Linked DNA regions of Homo sapiens: region 1 is linked to region 2. The links are chromatin loops, found by intact Hi-C in ENCODE. Cell type or tissue: heart right ventricle. All regions are shown on one strand. Each heading gives the region's core, and the rest is flanking DNA. Links, peaks and the distances in the headings are about the cores only. Region 1 overlaps PRPF3 (pre-mRNA processing factor 3). Region 2 overlaps ARNT (aryl hydrocarbon receptor nuclear translocator).

What was found. Hi-C counts contacts between places; a loop is a spot of excess contacts. Peaks named below come from ENCODE experiments on the same cell type or tissue, not always from the same donor. Only the 100,000 strongest peaks of a DNase experiment are listed, where the experiment ranks them.
Region 1: a loop joins it to region 2, with 4 times the contacts of the local background. A loop is called at or near these places in 5 of 110 quality-filtered maps.

The regions. Positions count from the first base shown.
Region 1 is chr1:150,342,861-150,347,260 of GRCh38, reverse strand. It overlaps PRPF3 (pre-mRNA processing factor 3), which reads right to left. Exons shown (of 16, transcript NM_004698.4): 10 at 3,809-3,952; 11 at 3,000-3,099; 12 at 2,714-2,827; 13 at 1,125-1,243; 14 at 770-853. Among named protein-coding and RNA genes, the nearest start is that of RPRD2, 19 kb to the left of the region's middle. In heart right ventricle, for the core only: no CTCF peak of the experiment used is centred there; no DNase peak of the experiment used is centred there.
Region 2 is chr1:150,832,716-150,837,115 of GRCh38, reverse strand. ARNT (aryl hydrocarbon receptor nuclear translocator) reads left to right here. Exons shown (of 22, transcript NM_001668.4): 7 at 623-836; 8 at 2,476-2,578. Among named protein-coding and RNA genes, the nearest start is that of CTSK, 27 kb to the right of the region's middle. RefSeq lists a cis regulatory region at 703 and an enhancer at 631-775. In heart right ventricle, for the core only: no CTCF peak of the experiment used is centred there; no DNase peak of the experiment used is centred there; H3K27ac peaks cover 670 bases.

The DNA of each region.
Region 1 (4,400 bases), core at 168-4,167, 490 kb after region 2:
TGTATATATATATATCAGACAAAAGAAATAGTTTGATCAAAGCAGAGCTTTTTTGACCTGAAGATCTTTTTGGCTTCAATCCTTAAAAAAAAAAAAATCAAATAATAATATAATATAGACACTGTACACATGAATGTATAGCTTACTAGATTTGCTTTTTCTTTTTTTTGAGACAGGGTCTCATTCTGTCACCCAGGCTGGATTGCAGTGGCACGATCACAGCTTACTGCAGCCTCGACCTCCCCAAGCTCAAGTGATCCTCCCACCTCAGCTTCCTGAGTAGCTGGGAATACAGGTGTGTGCCACCACATCCAGCTAATTTTTGTACTTTTTGTAGATATGGGGTTTCACCACGTTGTTTGCCCAGGCTGGTCTCGAACTCCTGGCCTCAGGCAATCTGCCCGCCTCAGCCTCCCAAAGTGCTAGGATTACAGGCATGAGCCACCATGCCTAGCTGCTTGCTGAATTTTCAAATACTGAATAAATTCATGTAACCGGTACTCAGATCCAGGACAGACACAGAAACCAGCTGGTAGAAAAGCCTTAAATGATAGGCAAAAAAATAGCTTTACCATTCATGCATATAATCATGTAGTAAATATTGTATGAATGTCTAGGAGGCTCAAAGTCTAAACGGGTCTTTCTAAAATTCCTGAACACTATCTAGTGTTATCAAGAGTGTCACAGGGAGGAAATAAGATGAACGGACAGATGCACCATCCCCACCTCCCATAGCTCTCCCCCTTAATCCCCTCTAACCCCCATTCACCATCTCCCTTTGTGTTAGATGTCTGTTCATCCCACTTTATCCGATGCAGCATAAGACGCTTAAATTTCTTCTGGGCCTTGGGGCCTGGAAACAGAGAAGAATAATTTTGCCAGAACTGTGGAAGATGATGGGGTAGAAAGAACCTCTGAGCTCAGACATTAATGTGGTAGTTGAAGCAATCTCAGGAACCACATCTTAGGGCCTTCTACTCCAAAAAACACAGAAGCAGAGACCTAGCATATTATATCAGGTATGGCACTAAAATACGATCTTTTTCTCCTTTCTCCCCACAATGCTAATCACTCTAAGCCTAGGGTTGTCTGGGGACAGTCTCCCTCAAGTTTTTCAGACTCACCCCCTTCCACTACTACCACGTTGACATCCTTGTGCAGTACCACCACCCCTGTCAGGTACAGTTGCCCAGCATTGGCTTCAATCTTGAACTTCTTGGCTGGGTTGCTCAAATTTCGAACTCTGGAGAAGGGAAAGTTTAGTTATGTCTTCCATTTTAGCATCAGCAGCTGCCTGAATGGAGTGGCAAGTAAAAAGATGAATCCAAAATGGTTTCCTCTCTATAAACAAAGGCCTCTGGAGTAAACAAATAGATGAATGCTTAAAAGGTAGAGTTGATGAGTCTAGAAATATTTCCACACTCTTACATTTCTTCAAAGTCTAGCACTTTACATTAACCATTACATTACTAACCAAAGTTTACTCTAAGAGTCAGGGAGAGGTATTTACTATCATCCAAAAATACTTACAATCTCATTGTTCTTGACAATGTAAAGACCTACAGACTTTTTGTCCTCTAGACCCTTAGACTCTTATAATATAGGATTACTTGGCTGGGTGCGGTGGCTCATGCCTGTAATCCCAGCACTTTGGGAGGCCAAAGTGGGCAGATCACGAGGTCAGGAGTTTAAGACCAGCCTGGCCAACATGGTGAAACCCCATCTCTACTAAAAATACAAAAATTAGCCGGGCGTGGGGGTGCGTGCCTGTAATCCTAGCTACTCAGGAGGCTGAGGCAGGAGAATTGCTTGAACTTGGGAGGCAGAGGTTGCAGTGCGCTGAGATCGCGCCATTGCACTCCTGCCTGGGCAACAAGACTGAAACTCCGTCTCAAAATAAATAAATAAATAAATAAAATATATATATAGGATCACTATATAGGCATGAAAATTTTCTAGGAGGATATGTGAAAAACTGTTAATAGCAATTACCTAAAGAGAGTGGTTCTAAGGGATCAGAGAATAGAAAGGAGACATTTTGAGTAAGTATTCTTCTGTGTTGTCAGACAATTTTTTAAATCTTAATAAGCATTCACTATTTTTGTGATAATGTACCACTTTTATAATAAAGAACTAGTTAATAGAAATAAGCACATTTTAAAAATAGAAGATACACATGTACTCAACATAAAAGAATAAAAACATTAAATCAACACAAAGGTAGAAAAATATTTACAACATATAAAATGCATTTTGGAGTGAGGATGAAACACAGCAATACATCAGGGTAAGGATATGACTACGGAGGAAAGAAAATTTGTAATGCTTCCATGGATGTTGGAAGCAAACTCAGACCATTTAAAAAAAAAAAGATGAAAAAAAAAAGAAATAGGATGATATTTTATAGTTCTCAAAGGACATACAATCTTTAGTTCACATCTTGGCCTGAACAAGTATATTGACTTGTTCAGAACTAATATTCTGGTAAAAAAAAAAAGAAGACTTGAGAGGGAAGAACTGGGTAACCATAAACATAAGTCATTAACTCTCGCTATTTTACAAGATTTACTAGCTCTTGATCCACACTAGGGTCATTAAAAGAGAGTAGGAACTGGTGTTAGGTATGCTTTTAGGCCACAATGATTCTGCCTCAAGCACTTGGAAAATGTTTTAGTAATTCTAAGGGGAAGTTTGGCCCAGTATGGACACCTACCTATATACAGATATGTGTACCCCCTGTGAAATGTCTTCTTTAAGCTTTTTAATTTTCTTGACCTTTCTCTGTTCTGCTGTGAGTTTTCGGGCAGCGTTGGCCTCTTCATGCGCTCTGTCGTGACAGGAAGGACATCCACAAGTGAGAAAGGCATTGAAGATCAGAGGCAGGGCTGAGGGAAAGAGAGAGCAACGGAGAACTCTCCCCTCCCTCCAAATATGGACCCCCCAGAAGAGTTTGGGAAAGGTACTTGCCCGAGGTTTCCACCCAATCCCATGGCACTTACTTCTGTCTTTTTGCCATCTGAGCTCTGACGTGGGCTTCTACCTTCGTGGGGTCTTGAACAGCTTCTGTTCCTAATACTCGCATCAAATTAGAAATTCTCACTGCAGTGAAGAGAGGACAACAATCAGTCTTTGAAGTCACTTCTCCAGCTGGAGTAACTTGTTATTTCTTCCATACCAATTCATATTATTTACCTATTTCAAATCTCTGCTCTAAACTCACTTCCTCCAATAACTCCTATCTTGAAAATCCCATCCAATCACTTCAGCATTTGCAGAAGTTCACACAATTAAGTTGAAGATTGGTATGCATTTACATTATCTGAAAATTTATGAAGGACGTGGAACTTAATTCCTTTCATATTTTTCACACTGATCACAGCATCTAGTGAAAGAGCTTATAAATAATAGTGCTCAGTCAAAATACTGCTGAACGAGAATGTAACTACAGGGTCAAGTTTTTTATCCTGTACTTTCATTGTAAAAATTAAAACATTAAGAATTATGTACATAAAAAGTCTACGCAAATACTGCAACTACTATCTCCATGAATTTCAAGACCTGTATTCTTCCAGGAAAACCAGAGTGTTGTATGATCAGTATGCTTAAAAATAAGCCATAAATGGCCTCTATAATGAATGTGTTGACCTATCTTAATATGAAAAGATGGTAGAAAACTTGGAGAAAAAGGACCCCAAGAATAATTCTTAGAAACAGAAATCACTCAAACACAGAGATGTTAAAGTTCCTCCAGGATTAAAGACATAAACTTGCCACTCTTTTTAACAGAAGAGGCCACTGAGAAATGCACCTTTGGGTTCTGGAGGAGGCATCAGGCCCAGCCTGACTTTTTCTTGTAGTTCCTTCTGTGCTTCCCTCCTTGTTTGTCTCCGAAGTTTTTTCTGTTCCTTCTTGGTAAGATATACTCCCAGAGTAACTGGTGTGTCATTGTCAACTGTCAGGCAGAGATATTAGTATACCAAAGCAGTAAGAATACATATATATATATATATATTTTTTTTTTTTCTCTCTCTCACTCTGTCACCCAGGTTGGAGTGCAATGGCACGATCTCAGCTCACTGTAGCCTCTGCCTCCTGGGTTCAAGTAATTCTCCTGCCTCAGCCTCCCGAGTAGCTAGGATTACAGGCACACGCCACCATGCCTGGCTAATGTTTGTATTTTTAGTAGAGATGGGGTTTCACCATGTTGGCCAGGCATGAGCCACCAGGCCCGGACAGCAATAAAAATATTAAAGAAACCTAGGTAAATATCAATATCATTAAAAGAAACTTTAGGCTGGACACAGTGGCTTATGCCTGTAATTCTAGCACTTTGATAGGCCAAGGTGGGAGGATGGCGTGAGCCCAAGAGTTCGAGACCAGCCTGGACAACCAAGTGAGAC
Region 2 (4,400 bases), core at 287-4,286:
ATGGAATTAAGAAGTCAATTATTGTTCATGGTAAGCCTTTTTTTTTTTGAGACAGGGTCTCTTGCTCTGTCGCTCAGGCTGGAGTGTGGTGGTATGATCTCGGCTCACTGCAACCTCTGCTTCCCAGGCTCAGGTGATCCTCCCACCTCAGCCTCCGGAGTAGCTGGGACTACAGGCGTGTGCCACCACACCTGGCTAGTTTTGTTTTTGTTTTTGTTTTGTTTTGTTTTGTTTGTTTGTAAAGATGGAGTTTCGCCCCATTGCCTAGGCTGGTCTTGAACTCCTGGACTCAGTGACCCTCCCACTTTGACCTCCCAAAGTGCTGGGATTACCGGCGGGAGCCGCTGTGCCTAGCCCAAGCCTTTTTATTCTTCTTGAATCCTGAGATAGAGAGGAAGAGGTGGATAGTGACATAGAGAAAGTGAGGAAACATGTATTAGAAAAAACTTTCTTATCGATGAACTACATTTAGGGTGGAAACCTGTGGCTGTGGATCAGGTGTGAACCAGCAGTTGCTTACGGAGAGATGCATGTGGCCTGAAGTGTCTTACTTCTTCCTGTGAATAGAAATACTTGTTTTTTCAGAGTAAAATATTAACTTCTATTTCTTTTTCTTGCGCAGGAACTGAAACATTTGATCTTGGAGGCAGCAGATGGCTTTCTGTTTATTGTCTCATGTGAGACAGGCAGGGTGGTGTATGTGTCTGACTCCGTGACTCCTGTTTTGAACCAGCCACAGTCTGAATGGTTTGGCAGCACACTCTATGATCAGGTGCACCCAGATGATGTGGATAAACTTCGTGAGCAGCTTTCCACTTCAGAAAATGCCCTGACAGGTGAGAGTTATGTGTATGGGAAATGAATGAGAAGTCCTTTCTTGTTTTTTTCCTGAGACTTAAGAGATGTTTTAGCTGTTAAATTGGTTTGTTGACTCTGGCAAGGCTTCAAGAATTTTCTACTTTAATGAATATAGTCAGTTCTTTTTATCCATATGAGATTATCTACTTTGTGGCTCAGCCTTAGAAAATATTTCATTGGTGATAATATTTTACATTTATCTTAATATTGGTATAAATAGAACAGTAAAAGCCAAACCTACAATACTTTTTTTTTTCCGTTCTAAAAGAATTATCCATGTTTTTATCTCATTTGTATGGATAATTATCTGGTATTTTTTCTACCTCCTGGTGCTTGGCTTTGTGCTAGGTTCAATGATAACAGCTTTTTATTCTATAGATATGGTTATTGGTCAATGTATAAGGTGTTTTCTGTTGTTGTTGTTGTTGTTGTTTGTATCTGTACTGTTGTTCTTTTTTTCTCCCCTATTTTATTATGTTCAGTCTTTTGGCCAGAGTTTGGCTAGAGGAAACAAGTCATATCTATTCTTGAGCAACTCTAGAAAAAAATTTAAAGTGGAAGCAGATAAAAAAACTGGTAGTTAAAATGCAAGAAATTTCAATATACTCATATTAGTGTTGTTGATCTTTAGTTTTCCTCCTTTTTTCCCACCCAAAAAAGAGACAGGGTCTCTCTCTTGCCTAGGCTGGAGTACGGTGGCACATCATAGCTTACTGTAATCTTGAACTCTTCTGGGCTCAGTAATCTGCCTGCTTACAGCTTCTTGAGTAGCTAGGAGTAGTTCATGTCACCACACTTGACCAATTTTTAAATTTTTTGTAGAGACAGGTTCTGTCTGTTGCCCAGACTGGTCTCAAACTCCTGGCCTTCAGCATTCCTCCTCCCATCTTGGCTTCTCAAAGGGCTGGGATTATCGGCATGAGCCACCACACTTGACCAGTTTTCCCCTCCTTTATGTTTTTATGATTTCATTTTTCTAGTTCTTCCTTTTCCCCAAAAGTTGTTCTTCGTTTCTGTATAATAAAGAAGACAAACAGATCTATATGTTTCTATAACATATAAAATTACTTGGTTTTTTTCTTTTTAAAATTTTTTCTTTTTATTCTTTTTTTTTTTTTTGAGACAAGGTCTTGCTTTATTGCTGAGGCTAGAGTACAGTGACTCTTCACAGGCACAGTCATAGCACACTACAGCCTCAAACTCCTGCCCTCAAGCAGTCCTCCTGCCTCAGCCTCCTGATTAGCTGGGACTACAGAAAAGTACTTGTTTTTCAACCAATGACATTTACTCTGTATGTATGTCTGTATGTGTATACAGATAATCAGCTATGAGAATATAGCCTTGCCTCTTGTTTTCTACTACTACTTTCCACTCCTACTTTTCCTTGCACAATGTTATTTTCAATGCTGCCTTTGAACTTAAGAGTGAGATTCATTGATGATAATTGAAGTATTTTAGGCTTGAAAAAAAATTCATCTCCTGCTTGGTCAGTTCTGTTATAAGCAAGGAGATTAAGGGCATGAATAGGATGCTTACTTATCTTTGCCTTCAGTATCTCTCCCCCTCTTCCCCACACACAAAAATGCACTCCAGACTGCTCTTCACATCTTCCTTCAGGGCGTATCCTGGATCTAAAGACTGGAACAGTGAAAAAGGAAGGTCAGCAGTCTTCCATGAGAATGTGTATGGGCTCAAGGAGATCGTTTATTTGCCGAATGAGGTGAGTGTCAAGCTGAGGATTGTGATTTGGTATAGGAAGGATCAAGAGCTGAGAGTTTTATTTCTGTCAGAGTTAAGTTGGATTAGCTCCAGTGGATTAAATTTAACTCTCCATACCCAGATGGATTGTAACACAGAATAAAGTATTTGGAAAGGGAACTAACGTTTCTGAACTTGCCAGACACTATGATAGGTGCTTTATATCTGTCATCTTATTTTATCCTCACAATTGCCTTGTAGTGTAAGATTGATGGTTACCATTTTGCAGATGGAAAAACAGATATAAAGAAATGAACTTGGCCAGGTGCAGTGGCTCAAGGCTGTAATCCCAGCACTTTAGGAGGCTGAGGCGAGTGGATCACCTGAGGTCAGGAGTTTGAGACCAGCCTGGCCAACATGGTGAAACCCCATCTCTACTAAAAAAAAACAACAACAAAATTAGACGGGCGTGGTGGCGTGCGCCCATAATCCCAGCCACTTGGAGGCTGAGGCAGGACAATTGCTTGAACCCAGGAGGTGGAGGTTGCAGTGAGCCGAGATTGTGCCATTACACTCCAGCCTAGGCAAAAAGAGTGAAACTCTGTCTCAAAAAAAAAAAAAAGAAAAAGAAAAAGAAATGAATTTCCCACTGTTACATACTGTTTGATACAGGATTTTGTTTTAATTCATAGTAGTCTGACTACAAAACCTCTACTTTTTCCCTGTTACAACACAAGGCAATATCCATTTACTCAGACCATTTCTTCTTTTTTTTTTTGGTTAGAAATTTGAGACTTCCTATGTCTTTCAGTAGGTGTTTAGTGTTTATAAATTATATACTGTACGTTTTAGGATTCTGTAGAAAATATGGTGGTCCTTTCTATACAGGTACAAAAGGCATCTCAGGGTCACAAAGTTCAGGCTATATAATGGAAATTGACTACATTGTACTGAGAGGATAGTTGCTAGAAATTATGGGTAGGATATTAAAGGTTTGCTTGGAGAGGCACAAAATTGAACATTATGTGGTTTAGTGATTTATTTTTATTTTTATTTATTTATTTTTTTGAGACAGAGTCTTGCTCTGTTGCCCAGGCTGGAGTGCAGTGGCATGATCTTGGGTCATTACAACCTCTACCTCCTGGGTTCAAGCGATTCTCATGCCTCAGTTTCCTGAGTAGCTGGATTGCCACCACAGCTGGCTAATTTTTGTATTTTTAGTAAAACAGTGTTTCACCATGTTGGCCAGGCTGGCCTCAAACTCTTGACCTCAAGTGATTCGCCTGCGTCAGCCTCCCAAAGTGCTGAGATTACAGGCCTGAACCACTGCACCCAGCGTGTAATTTAGAGTAGCTTCTAGACCCAGACTGCTGGATTTTGTTTTAATCCATATTCTATGGATTTGAATTCTAGCTTTGATGCTATCTTCTGAAACCTTGGATGATTACATGACTACATTGTGCTTTGATTTCATCATCTCACATTGGCGATAATGTTAATACTGACTTTATAAAGTTGTTATGAAGATTAGATGAATTAATATATGTAAAGATATTTAGAACAGAGCATGACACATATTAACCCTATGTAAGTTTTATTTTTGTTTTAAAGGATAGGGAGAGGGAAAGTAGCATTGGCAGGAGTATCCCAATATGTGGACATGGCTAATGCAAAGACATAGGCAAGAGCAAGATAATAATGAACTGTAGCAATTACATTAAGTTGTGGTTAATGTAGAGCAGGAGTAAGCAAACCACAGCCCTTTATTTGTAAATAAAGTTTTATTGGAACATAGCCATGCCCATATTTTTACATATTATCTATGGCTATTTTCATGCTATAAT